Regions from separate parts of the Homo sapiens genome. Here region 1 is linked to region 2. The links are chromatin contacts, found by POLR2A ChIA-PET in ENCODE. All regions are on one chromosome and are shown on one strand. The core of a region is the stretch at or near the end of the contact, and the rest is flanking DNA. Distances in the headings are between cores, read along the strand shown. Region 1 holds the start of GCC2-AS1 (GCC2 antisense RNA 1). Region 2 holds the start of SULT1C3 (sulfotransferase family 1C member 3).

The links. ChIA-PET counts read pairs that join two places held with the same protein, here RNA polymerase II (POLR2A).
Region 1: POLR2A ChIA-PET joins it to region 2 with 10 read pairs in WTC11. The contact joins the promoter of GCC2-AS1 here to the promoter of SULT1C3 in region 2. POLR2A ChIA-PET finds 5 or more read pairs at or near these places in 2 of 52 experiments (B cell and WTC11).

What each region holds. Positions count from the first base shown.
Region 1 is chr2:108,530,210-108,536,602 of GRCh38, forward strand. It overlaps GCC2-AS1 (GCC2 antisense RNA 1), which reads right to left and starts at 4,010. Exons shown (of 3, transcript NR_135290.1): 1 at 3,620-4,010. It overlaps LIMS1 (LIM zinc finger domain containing 1), which reads left to right and starts at 4,261. Exons shown (of 10, transcript NM_001193483.3): 1 at 4,261-4,385. The coding sequence starts at 4,354. RefSeq lists silencers at 3,124-3,418, 3,907-4,506.
Region 2 is chr2:108,237,188-108,243,824 of GRCh38, forward strand. It overlaps SULT1C3 (sulfotransferase family 1C member 3), which reads left to right and starts at 2,781. Exons shown (of 8, transcript NM_001320878.2): 1 at 2,781-2,896.

The sequences.
Region 1 (6,393 bases), core at 2,760-5,259, 290 kb after region 2:
GCAGGCAGGTAGTTGTGTTACTGGCACTATTAAACCATCTTTCTTCCTACTGCCCATAAAAACAGGCGAAATCCTAGGCTTCCCTGTCTATGCTTCCCACGAAAAGAGAAGCATAGCTATAAGAAATTGAAAACATGATAAATGGCCCCCTAAGAGAATCATGCAATATTATAGGCCTGCTACTTAGGCACAAGACGGCTCGTGAGGATACCAGACCCCCATTTGCATGATCAACTGAATCATACGGTTACAAGCTGTCTTAAAAATAACCACTAATAAAACTGGCAGAGCCTTGACTCTTCTGGCCCGGCAATAAACTCAGATGAGAAATGCTATCTATCGAAATAGATTAGCTCTCGACTACTTGCTAGCAGCTGAAGGTGAGGTCTGTAGGAAATTTAACCATACTAATTACTGCCTATACATAGATAATCAAGGGCAAGTAGTTGAAGACATAGTTACAGATATAACAAAATTGACACATGTGCCCGTACAAGTGTGGCATGGATTTGATCCTGAGGCCATGTTTAGAAAATGGTTCCCAGCACTACGAAGATTTAAAACTCTTATAATAAAAGTTATAATAGTAATAGGAACCTGCTTACTGCTCCCTTGTTTGCTACCTGTACTTCTTCAAATGATAAAAAGTTTCATCGCTACCTTAGTTCACCAAAATGCTTCAGCAGAAGTGTACTATATGAATGAATCACTATCGATCTGTCTTGCAGGAAGACATAGATAAGAAAATGAAAGTGAAAACTCCTACTATTGAGTGAGAGTCTCAAAGGGGAGGAATAAGGCAGGAGACCACCCCTCATATTGTCTTATGCCCAATTTCTGCCTCTAAAGAAAGAAAAAGTAAAAACTAAAAGGCAGAAATGAAATCCACAAGCAGACAGCCCGGCCCCACACCCTAGGCCTGGTAGTTAAAGATCGACCTCTGACCTAATCAGTTATGTTATCTATAGATTACAGACACTGTATAGAAAAGCACTGTGAAAATCCCTATCCTGTTTTGTTCCGGTCTAATTACTGGTGCATGCAGCCTCCACTCACGTACCCCCTGCTTGCTCAATCGATCACGACCCTCTCACGTACACCCCCTTAGAGTTGTGAGCCCTTAAAAAGGACAGGAATTGCTCACTCGGGGTGCTTGGCCCTTGAGACAGGAGACTTGCTGATGCCCCCGGCCAGATAAACCCCTTCCTTCAACTCGGAGTCTGAGGAGTTTTGTCTGCGGCTCATCCTGCTACAGGCTCATTGCAAGTTCCGCCTCCTGGATTCACGCCATTCTCCTGCCTCAGCCTCCCAAGTAGCTGGGACTACAGGCGCACACCATCATGCCCAGCATTTTTTTTTTTTTTTTTTTAGTAGAGACGGGGTTTCACCGTGTTAGCCAGGACGGTCTCAATCTCCTGACCTCATGATCTGTCTGCCTTGGCCTCCCAGAGTGCTGGAATTACAGGCCTGAGCCACCGCGCGGCCATTTTCAATTTTAAAAAACTTTTTTATTACAGAAATGTTCACATATACACTAAAGTAGACAAGCTAATATAAAGAATGTAATGTATTTATGAGGTAGTTTCAAGTTATCAACCCACATTCCCCACCCCTACATTTTAAAGTAAATTTCAGTGATGTCATTTAGTGTACAGATAGTTGCCTAGGGACCTTTAAAATTTGTTCTTTCTTTTTTCTTTTTTTTTTTTTTTTGAATCGGGGTCTCACTCTGTCACCCAGGCTGCAGTGCAGTGGTGCAATTATAGCTGGCTGGAACTACAGGTGCACGCCACCATGCCCAGCTAATTTTTAATTTTTTTTTTTTGTAGAGACAAGGCAGGGGGGTCTCCCTTTTCTTCCCAGGCTGGTCTTGGACTCCTAACCTCAAGGGATCCTCCTGCTTCGACCTCCAAAAGTGCTGGGATTACAGGTGTGAGCCACCATGCCCAAATTTGTACATTCTTTTGGTGTACATATAAGAATACATTTGTAAGATAAATTCCAAAATATGAATATCTTGGGTCAAAGAAGAGCTGAATTTTACATTGATAGCTATTGCCCACTTGTTCTTTACAAAGCGTGTATGGATTTATACTCCTATCAACAATAAATTAGCCAGGCATGCTGACGTGCACTCGTAAACCCTGCTATTCAAAAGGATAGTTGAAGTCCAAGAGTTCAAGACCAGTGTGGGTAACATAGAGAGGCCTCCTCTAGGGGAGGAAAAAAGGGTTTCCCTATATCCTCATCAAAACAATATATAGTCAAACTTTTCATCTTTGCATTTGTGAAAAATTGTATTTTATTTTTGTTTTATGATACTTTAAGAAATCATTTGTATTTTTCTGTAGAAACCTGTTTTTCTCTGAGTTGAACATTTTTGTACTGATTTTTTTAATAATTAGAACTTTTTTAATAATTTAGAACTTTTTGTCATACATTTTACAAATATTTTTCTTGGTTGGGGTTTGTTATATTTATTTGCTATGCAGAAAATTTAGATTTCTATGTAGTTACATTTATCAATTTTTATTTATTTATTTAGAGACAGAGTCTTGCTCTGTCGCCCAGGCTGGACTGCAATGGCGCGATCTCGGCTCACTGCAACCTCTGTCTCCCAGGTTCAAGTAATTCTCCTGCCTCAGCCTCCCAAGTAGCTGGGATTACAGGAACCCCGCCACCACAACCGGTGAAATTTTTGTATTTTTATTAGAGACGGGGTTTCACCATGTTGGTCAGGCTGGTCTCAAACTCCTGACCTCAGGTGATCCACTCACCTCAGCCTCTCCAAGTGCTGGGATTACACGCGTGAGTCACCGTGCCCGGCCTACATTTATCAATTTTTAATTTTATGGTTTATATGCTCTTTGAAAAGTCTCTCACCACTCCAACCTTACTTTTGTTTTTTTCCCTTGTTTTCTTCTGGTATTTTCATAACCTCTCTCTTTTTTTTTTTTTTTTTTTTTGTTTTTTGAACATTTAACTATTTGCTTTGTTTGGAATTTACTTTCATGTGAGGACATCAAATAGATCCAGTGTTTTCCTCCGACATGCCTCGACTGGCAGGAGACCAAAGTTTTCATTCTATTACTAGAGAGTAGCTATAGTTACAGAATCAGGTATCCTGAGAGAGATCATTTATGCCCAGGATGAATAACTTGTCTTATCTATTAAATCTATTAAATCCTTTGGAGATTTCACTTTTTTTTTTTTTTTTTTTTGGGACGGAGCCTGTTACCTAGGCTGGAGTGCAGTGGCGCGATCTCCCAGCTCACCACAAGCTCCGCCTCCCAAGTTCAAGCGATTCTCCTGCCTCAGCCTCTCGAGTAGCTGGGATTACAGGCATGTGCCACCACCACGCCCGGCTAATTTTGTATTTTTAGTAGAGACGGGGTTTCTCCATGTTGGTCAGGCTGGTCTCGAACTCCTGACCTCAGGTGATCCGCCTGCCTCAGCCTCCCAAAGTGCTGGGATTACAGGCGTGAGCCACTGCGCCGGCCCCAAAATTTCAGGTTTTGATAGACGGAATGGGTGAAGAAAATGAGAGCTAGCAAGGAAGAACAGGATGCAGAGGCAAGACTGGAAACTCTCCAAGAAAGGTTAACTTTTCTTAACTCACAAGTTAAACAAAGGCTGCAGGCTCCATGCGGAGCTCAGGCACCCAGCGGTGACCGATCCAGACCAGGTCCTCCCGGAAGCCCGGCCTGCCCGACAGAGCCTTACCACAGAGCCCCCTCAGGCGTCCTCGCCAGGACGGGGCGGAACCCTGTGTAGCTCCCACCCCCGGGACGAAGGCCGCTGCCAGGGCCGCGCAGCCACGCGAGTGGAATCAGAGGAGCCTCGAGGCAAGGAGAGCCGGGCCCCGCTCCCTGCGCCCGTCACCGCCATCCTTGTTGTAGGGAACTCGGCCCCCGAGCCGCCGCCGCGCTCCGTGGGCTCCCAATGAGCCCCTACCCCAGCCACCCGCTGCGTTTGCGCCAGCCTCCCAGACTAGCCTGGGGTGCTGAAATGGGGGCGGGCCCGAGCCACGGGTTGGGGCGGGGTCTGATGCGCGCCCCGCCCCGCAACGCCCCGCCCCCCCGCGCCTACCTCTCCAGTCCGCGCCCTTCGGCGCCCGCCCCGCCAGTCCCCGCCCCTCCTTGCCCAGCCGCTCCCGCCCCTCCCCCGCCTTCCCGCGCGGCCCGCCTCGCCTTCCCCCCCCTCCCGCGCCCCCGCGCGGCCGGCCCCTGGCCTTCCTCCCCTTCCTGCTCCGGGCCCGCCAGTAGCCGGCCGCGGCGGCGAGGGACTAGGACGCGGCTGGAGCGGCGCCGGGAGACGAGGGGCTGAGAGACGGCGGCGGCCGAAAGCGGAGAGATGCTGGGCGTGGCGGCCGGGATGACCCACAGGTACGGGCCGCACCGCGCGGCCCCCGCCACGTCCGCCCCGCAGCTCCCGGCGGGCCTTCGGGCCGGGCCGGGCCGGGCCTGGCGCGGGCGGGCGGCCGGGCTTTCCCCGCGGCCTCCCCCGGTCGGCCGGAGCCCCGACCCCCAGCGCTCGGGTGGCGGCGTGGCTGCGTCCGGGCCCGCGGAGGAGACGGCTGCTGTTCACTCCCGGGTGTCCGCGGTGGCACAGGCGCTGACGCCGCCCCGCTGCTCCGAGAGTTCCATAAGACAAATCAGTATTTGCCGAGCTAATCATTTATCTTCTAGCAGTAGGGATCAGCGGGTCGCAGACGTCTTGGTCTCAGGACCCCTCTTGGGACTAGAGGACCTGGAATGGTGGCTATCTCCATAGACTGTACTAGAAAGGAAAACCGAGACACTGAAGTTACTATTAACTCATTGAATAAATCCGTGGTATGTTAACGTACATACCACATTTTTATGCAACATAGGGTTTTGCTAAAACAAAAGAGTTCGTGGGACGACTGGCGTCCTTTACAGTTTGCGAATCTCTTGAGTTGTCTGACTTAGTAGAGACAACTACGTTCTCCCATCTCCTTTGCAGTTCAGTCTGTTGCGGTATGTTTTTATATGAAGAAAATCTGATCTTACACAGATGTGTAGTTGGAAAAGTGAGTACTGTCTTAATAGCTGTTTCAGATAATTATGGGTATTCTTTATTACTACACCAAAACTACGTAAGTGGAAGTTTCTCAAAGGCTGGTTTGGACGTGGAATCTGAAGCTACTGTCAGCGGACTTTTCACACAGTTTCGTTAAAATTCCTTGGTCTGTCTTGCAGTTTGAATGCAGCTAAAGCTCCTGTCAGTGGCCTTTGCACACAGTTACGTTAAAATTCCTTGGTCTGTCTTGCAGTTTGAATGCAGCTGTTACCCATTGTAACACCATATATTTGTCGTTTGGAAGATATTGGCTCACTGAGTTTGGCAGATCTCAAGCTGACGCATTTCATTAATAGCGCCGAATAACATTCGTTACCATCGCTATTGATTTCATTAGGAAAGTCTTTATGTTAAAAGCCGTCAGATACAAGGTGGTGTTTACAAGTTTTCCAAAATTCTCATTTTCGGTTGAAAGCTTGCTTTTTATCATTGGGAGCAAAATATTGTCAATTGTTTTCCTCAAAGTGACAGACTCACTTTGTTCAGTTTCAAGGAAGTGTCCGGCAATACAGGTTTAAATAACCCTAGTTTGTCAGTTGTTCTTTCCCGTAAAAATGGTATTTCATGACACAAGCAAGTTAATTCAGCTCATCGCTCTATTACAGAAGTGCACGCCTGCCATTTGGTCACAAGTAACAAAAAAGAGTCAAAGCTCAAGATTTGATAACAATAATTTGTACTCCTTCATCATGGACTTTTTTCCTTAAAAAAAAGTATTGACTAGTAAGTTGATATAAAATTTAAAGTATTTGTGAGATATTAAGAATAACGGATATGTAGTGTAATAAAGGAGATAATAGTTTCCTTTTAAGACCTTCAAACCTCTCTGGTCCAGTGTCTCTCCGCATCCTATCCCCTTCCCATCCTGAATTTACCATTAGTAATTTACTTTTTGGAGGGAGAGTAATAAGTTCATTCAAATTATTGTGCATCCGTAACCATCATACATGTCCAGAAATCTTTATCTTACAAAACTGAAACTCTGTACCTATTAAACAATAATTCTCCATTCCCCTCCTCCCGCCAGTCCCTGGCAGCCATCATTTTAATTTCTGTCTATGACTTTGACTACTGCTGGTACCTCATATCTCATGTAAGTGGAATCATACGCTATTTGTTGTGCATGTCATAGTTTGTTCCTTTTTGTTGCTCAGTAGTGCTCCATGGTATGGATGTACAGCAGTTTAACTGTTCACATGTTTGAAGGACATTCAGGCTGTTAGTTTTGGGCTATTAAGAAAGCTACTACGAACAAATAGACAGGTGTTTGTTGTTGTTTTTGAGACAGTG
Region 2 (6,637 bases), core at 1,531-4,030:
CCTCCTTCATTCCCGCAACAAGATGTTCACCAATACCTGGCAGTTATAGAAGTGTGTCAATTTTTCCAACTAAAATAATTTAAAAGAATTCACATTTTTAACATTTTCATTTCCTTGAAAACTCATGCTATTGGACATCTTCCCATATGTTATTTGGACATCAGGTTTTCCTTTTCTGTGAATTGCTTACATGCATATTCACTGATTATTTTCTTAGTTTATATTTTTGGTTTATAAAATATTTTTATATATCATGGATACTTATTTATGTATGTTCCAAATATTTGTTTTTTGATTATCAAAACTAATATAGAAGAATATTTTTTCTTTACTACATGGAAATTTTATATTTTATTAATAAGTTCTGCCAAGCCTCATAGTAATAAAAAGATTTTGTGTCCAAAAGTGGTAAAGATTTACTTTTTTTTATATTAAGACTTTCATTTCTGTTTTGGATTAGATTTACCTAATAAGAGTCTCAAACAAAATCATATAGCAAGCAGCATACAGGAATCTGTAGATGCATTCACATTAAGATCAGAATTAAAAGAGAAGAGGCCAGAAATGCTTACGGGATGTGGAGAAATTGAGAAAATAATAATTTTTTCAGGGAAAGACAACATGCTGATCCTGGTTATATTGATATAAAGATAAATAGTGGGGCTGGGGGCAGTGGCTCATGCCTGTAATCCCAACACATTGGGAGGCCAAGGTGGGTGGATCACAAGCTCAGGAATTTGAGACCAGCCTCGCCAATATGATGAAACTCCATCTCTACTACAAATACAATAATTAGCCAGGTGTGGTGGCATGTGCCTGTAGTCCCAGGTATTCGGGAGGCTGAGGCAGGAGAATCACTTGACCCCAGGAGGTAGAGGCTGCAGTGGGCCAAAATCGCACCACTGCACTTCAGTCTGAGCAACAGAGCAAGACTCAATCTCAAAAAAAAGATTTTTTTTTTTTTCATAAAAAGAAAAAGATAAATAGTGGGCCCTAAACTAGAAATTCTGGCAAGGTGGAAACCTCAGGTACAATTCTAAGCCTTTTGAAGTTGTTAAAATGGAAAAAAGCTAAAATTGACTAAGACCTAACAAAAGATACCACATAGACAGGGGATCAAATTGTCAAATATGTGCAGTGAAAAGAAACCACAGGGAGAGACAAAGAGATGCAAGTAGACCAGGTTCTCTGCCCTTGGATCTTAACACATGCAGTTCTTCCCTCCAAAAGGAGACCAGAGACAGCACAAAACAACAAGCATGCAGAGATGGTTTTGTGACAATTACAGCATCTGTTTAGGCAAGGGGACTCTATCCAAGAAAACCTCCCAGTTCTTCCTACACCAGCCCCTAGGACAATTATCAAAATTGTTATTGGCTTCAGGTCTGTCATGACAGTGTGACCAAATGATCCAATTGGACGGGGACTGTCCTTTTAGCTGGAAAACTCCCACTTCTTACCTTGACAGTCAATGTAATCAACAGAACCTCTTTTCACACTCACATTTTTCCTGTTTTGATATGTTCACCCCTTAAAGAAGGTCTGTAGCAGGAATGGTCATGTTTCACAGTGAGAACATTCTATATCATGCATATGTAATGGAAACTATAAAGGGAGCATTTTAGTCCTCCTCCTCCACCAGGAGTTTTCACAAACAGACCTCATTTAGGTTTTCTGCAAGACATCAGCTCAGCAGCCAAGTGTAATGATGATATGAACCACCACGTGCCGGACATCCTTTGTCCTGGGCACTGTTCTGATGCTCTACATAATTCACGTCACATGATTCCTAAAACCAGGTTGCCAGATAATGGAGAACACAGCCATATGGCTTCAAAGTCATGCCCTAAGGCTCTGTGTTTTAGTGCTCAATCATCAGGAACAAAAGTTCAGAAAGAGATTAAAAAGCAATGACTTTGTCTCAAAAGTATAACTGAAATTGAAGATTAGGAATGGTCTCTGGGAGTCTTGCAAAACAGAGGACAGACAATGTAAATATATGGAATTTTAACAATGAACTCTGTACAATATTTACTTAACTCCAGTATACTGAGTGTTACTATGTATAATAAAAAGAGTAAAATCAATAATTAGATCATCTCAACAGATGGAAATTTTACTAAGCACCAGGTGAGGAGTGCAAGATCAGAAGCTCTGGAGACTGTTCTCCCCTGCCCACACCCACTGACAACCACAGTGTGTCCCACTGCATCCACTAACCCCGACATTCTTGCCCTGAAATACACACACACACACACACACACACACACACACACACACACACAGAGGGGGACATGGAGGTTTCATGGTTTTATTACAGGCCTTGTGGTTTCCTAAAATGAACTTTCTTCTACACCAATTTTAACTACGGATTCAGTAAAGAGGCAATAGAATATATTTTCTACAGGGTCAAAGGGAACAGGATGAAATAATTGTGCAAGTTCCTGTCCTGAGAGCTGGTCTGGGAAGACCTTCAGTATAAATATGGGCTCCCTGGGATAATTAATGAATTATTGGTTTGTATTCCCTCATGTTGGACCTGTTCATTTACATTCTGAGTAGCTGGTATCAAAAAGGGAGCAGCGACCCTCAACTTTGTGGTATCTGCAGAGAGCCAAGCCAGGACTAGATTTGTACCTTGGGGAGTACATCAGGATCCAGTGGAGGCAGAACACAGCAGCAGGTGCAAAGTCCTGCCCTGGCATCAGCCTTACCCCAGGCTGACACACCCACCCCACCCATCCTCCCAGGTTTATAAGCTCTGGACAGTCAGCACCATCCTCACCTGCTGTGCTCTTGCTTGCACAGTGTCCTGGAGCTGGACCTGGCTCTGGGTTTCCAGGAAGCAGTTTGACTAAAGGCAGCAAGCTGCTTCCTCTGCTGCCTGAGATACCAGGTAAGCCTCACCCTCTTAGAGACTCTCATCCTAGTGTCTGACGACCACCAGGCCCTGGAAAAGGGTCGGGATATTCAACCCTTGTTAATCATATAAAAAATAGCTTTGGAGCCTTTAGACTTTGCAGCTCCAAATAAAACTCAGGTAAGTCGTGAACTGAATGCCTCATGCATCTTCAGATGGTATTGGGTCCTGAGGTAACACTGAAGCAGAAGTCTAACTCTATTTAGATATCTTTCCCTGATGGTCTGAAAGAATGAGATGCTAAATGCATTCAATAATTTTGATTTGATCTTTAAATACCTGTAACCCTATTGCAAATAGTAGAGTGAATATAGCAATTCCCATAAGTGTGGTGCAGTAGATAATTTCCATCTAAAATTTTACTTACCAAGATATAGAATTTCCCTTTGGGGGTCTGTGAACTTTCTTAGTTTTATTTTCCCAAACAAAGAAACCTCCAGATTATGGGTGGGCACCCTACTTACTTTTATTACCTGGCAGAATTTGCAGGATCATTGCCCAGAACTAGCATATTGATTCAGATTTTTACATTACCCATCCCTTTTTGTTTCTTCCAAGCTGTAGGAGATACCACTTGATTCACAGGAATAAGCAGGGTTCGTCTAAAATGTAGGCAAAAAGCTTCAAAACAATGAAAGAGACTAGAATTTAATGACAAATATATGATAACATTTGGAACACAATTTCTCTCTCCAGTACTCATTTTTGGTAAAAACAAATTATGATAAGACCATGTGTGCTGTGGGTAGAATACACTATAGTCTTATACTTGGCCTGATTATTTGCATAATGTGCAGCAAGAATGGTTACATCTACATATGCCTTTTGGATTGGCTTTGAAGAAACTGTTCCACAAGGAATTTCAGATAAGACATTTAAAGCCGAGCCCAGCCATGGTTCGTATCCTCCATGAGTTGTGTGAGTCTTTCTCTTGAGTTCCCAAGATCAACATGGAGTTAGTTCCCAGACCTGTTAGAAAGTGACATTCCTGACTGACCAGAGGTTAGGAACCCTGTGCCACACTGTGTAGACAAGGTATGAGGCCAGCTCTCCCCAAGAGGCTTTATTGGCTCTGCGTGTCACGCTTGATTCCTCAAAGGGAAACACACCCTTTCAGTCAAAGCATATGTAAAATAACCAGTTTTTCCAATTGTGTCCTGTTGACAAAGAAAAATGGATTATTGTCACACTGATGCAAACAACTATATTGCCGTAAGTTAAGAGTACTCATAGATAGTCTCCTAATTCTAGAGGAACCAGGCAGAGAAAAATAAACATGCTCCAAATTTGGTTCACAATATGTACCTTACTCAATTATTAAAAGCCATAAATAGTTAAAAATAAGTTTACTTGATGATACAAAATAAAACAAGCATCAGCAATATTCCAAGCAAAAGTTTAAAAGCTTGCTTTAACTTTTTGGGTGCAGTCCACTTAGTTAACTCTTGTCTTGCTTGATATTTAAGGAACAAAGCAAGAAAACAATTGTCTGTGAATGACAAAATTTCCCGGATAGTTACAGTTAAAAACATGACTGGGACAGGTCGTGGTGGCTCATGCCTGTAATCCCAGCACTTTGGGAGGCCCAGGTGGGTGGGTCATGAGGTCAGGAGATTGAGAGCATCCTGGCTAACATGGTGAAACTCCGCCTCTAGTAAAAATACAAAAAATAAGCTGGGCATGATGGCGGGTGCCTGTAGTCCCAGCTACTCAGGAGGCTGAGGCAGGAGAATGGCATGAGCCTGGGAGGTGGAGCTTGGAGTGAGTAGAGATGGCGCCACTGCACTCCAGCCTGGGTGACAAAGTGAGACTCCATCTCAAAAAAAAAAAAAAAAAAATCACTGGAAAACCTGGTTAGTAAGCGATTTTAATTATATACCAGGTGTGGATCCTAGGACCCAGACAGAAACGCAAATAAAGTTTGACTTTTCAGTATCTAACTCCATGTGTCCCAGGCCTTACTTATCTGTAAAGCAGGCAATATACAACCTGGGAACATTTAGCAACCCTGGTATCTAAGTTATATGATTCAGACCACCTATTTGCATTTTGACGACACTTGTATTCTACCAATAATTCTTAAGAGTATTTTTAATTCTTAAAGCCATGTGAACTAAAAACGTATTTGATTTAAGCAATTATTTTTCTTTAAGCCAATCAATTAGAGCTCTTTTTGCAGACATTACACACAAAACATATATAGCAGCACAGACAGAAGATTCAGCACTTGTTAAGATTTTTCATTTGCCAGTTTTTTAATTGGATTACTGGCTTTAGGGTGGAGCCCTTGGAGGAGCAGGGTCAGGTACCATGCATTTTTTAGTGCCTAATAAGCAGACACAGCTGAAGGCAATTAGCCCATCCCCCCATAGAAGTCTTATTTTTTAGTGGAGGGTGGGGATGTTTTCATACCTTTCAGGTGGCCAAGAGCATGCTTCTCTGATTTATTACTACTCCTAGCCGTCCCTTACAGTGTATTTTCTACCTGGTTATTAAACAGCAAATCTCTCTCATAATGTGAAGTAATGTGAAACCCCCAAAACATAAACAGTATATAACACAATACATAACAGAACAGAGTCTTTGATTTTGAGAGGAAACTATCTACTTTTAATTTTGGGGGCTTCGTGGGAAAAACAGAGGGCTTTTTATTTTCCCAAAACAGGGTCTGTGGCACCTCCTCTGTTTTTCCCAAGGAGTCCCATGCTACCAGAAGTTATCTTTGGGCCTCTCATGCATGCATTAGGAGTGGTAAGACAAAAAATAGAGAAAAATAATTCAGTCGACTGAGAGGAAAAAAGGCTTTTTCCAGAAAAACTTTTAAATATACCTATAACTTGAATATCCATTTTTAATTAAGCTGAGCACTCTTTAAGAAAATCCTTTTAAATCCCTTTTTACTCGACTTTAGCCATGCCAAGCAGTTAAGATTTTTGACTTTTCAATTTTACAAAAAGTAACCTTACAGGTGAAACCAATGAGCCTTAATTAGGTTATGATTTAACCGTGAGTGTGCAAGGCATTTTCAAAGGAGGGTAAGCAGCTTTTGAAACTATCATTGCAAAATTGTAACTGAGACAGTGAAAGACATCTGACCCAAACAGCTCCATTTTGTTTCCAGCGCCCGAGCTGTCCTTGCCCATCCCTGGGGACAGGCTTCACCAACTTTGGGAGGAACCTGGTTTACAGTTTATACTTTAAAACAAAGATGGTAACAGCTCCTTCTTAAGATATGTTTCCAGGGCCGGGCGCGGTGGCTCACACCTGTAATCCCAGCACTTTAGGAGGCCGAGGCAGGTGGATCACGAGGTCAGGAGATCGAGACCACCCTGGCTAACACGGTGAAACCCTGTCTCTACTAAAAATACAAAAAATTAGCCGGGAGTGGTGGTGGGTGCCTGTAGTCCCAGCTACTTGGGAGGCTGAGGCAGGAGAACAGCGTGAACCTGGGAGGTGGAGCTTGCAGTGAGCTGAGATTGAGCCACTGCACTCCAGGCTGGGTGACAGAGCAAGACTCTATCTCAAAAAAAAAAAAAAAGATATACTTCCCTCTTGCCTGGGAACAAGACCAAAAAACTAGCCAGAAGTCTTGAAACCATCCCTTAGGAGTCATGCAGCAAGAGACTATGAGATTTTGACCCTCCCTAAACTGCTTTCAAGATCAGTGCTTAAGATATTTTGTAAACTCTACCCTTGATGAATCAGCTAGCACCACCC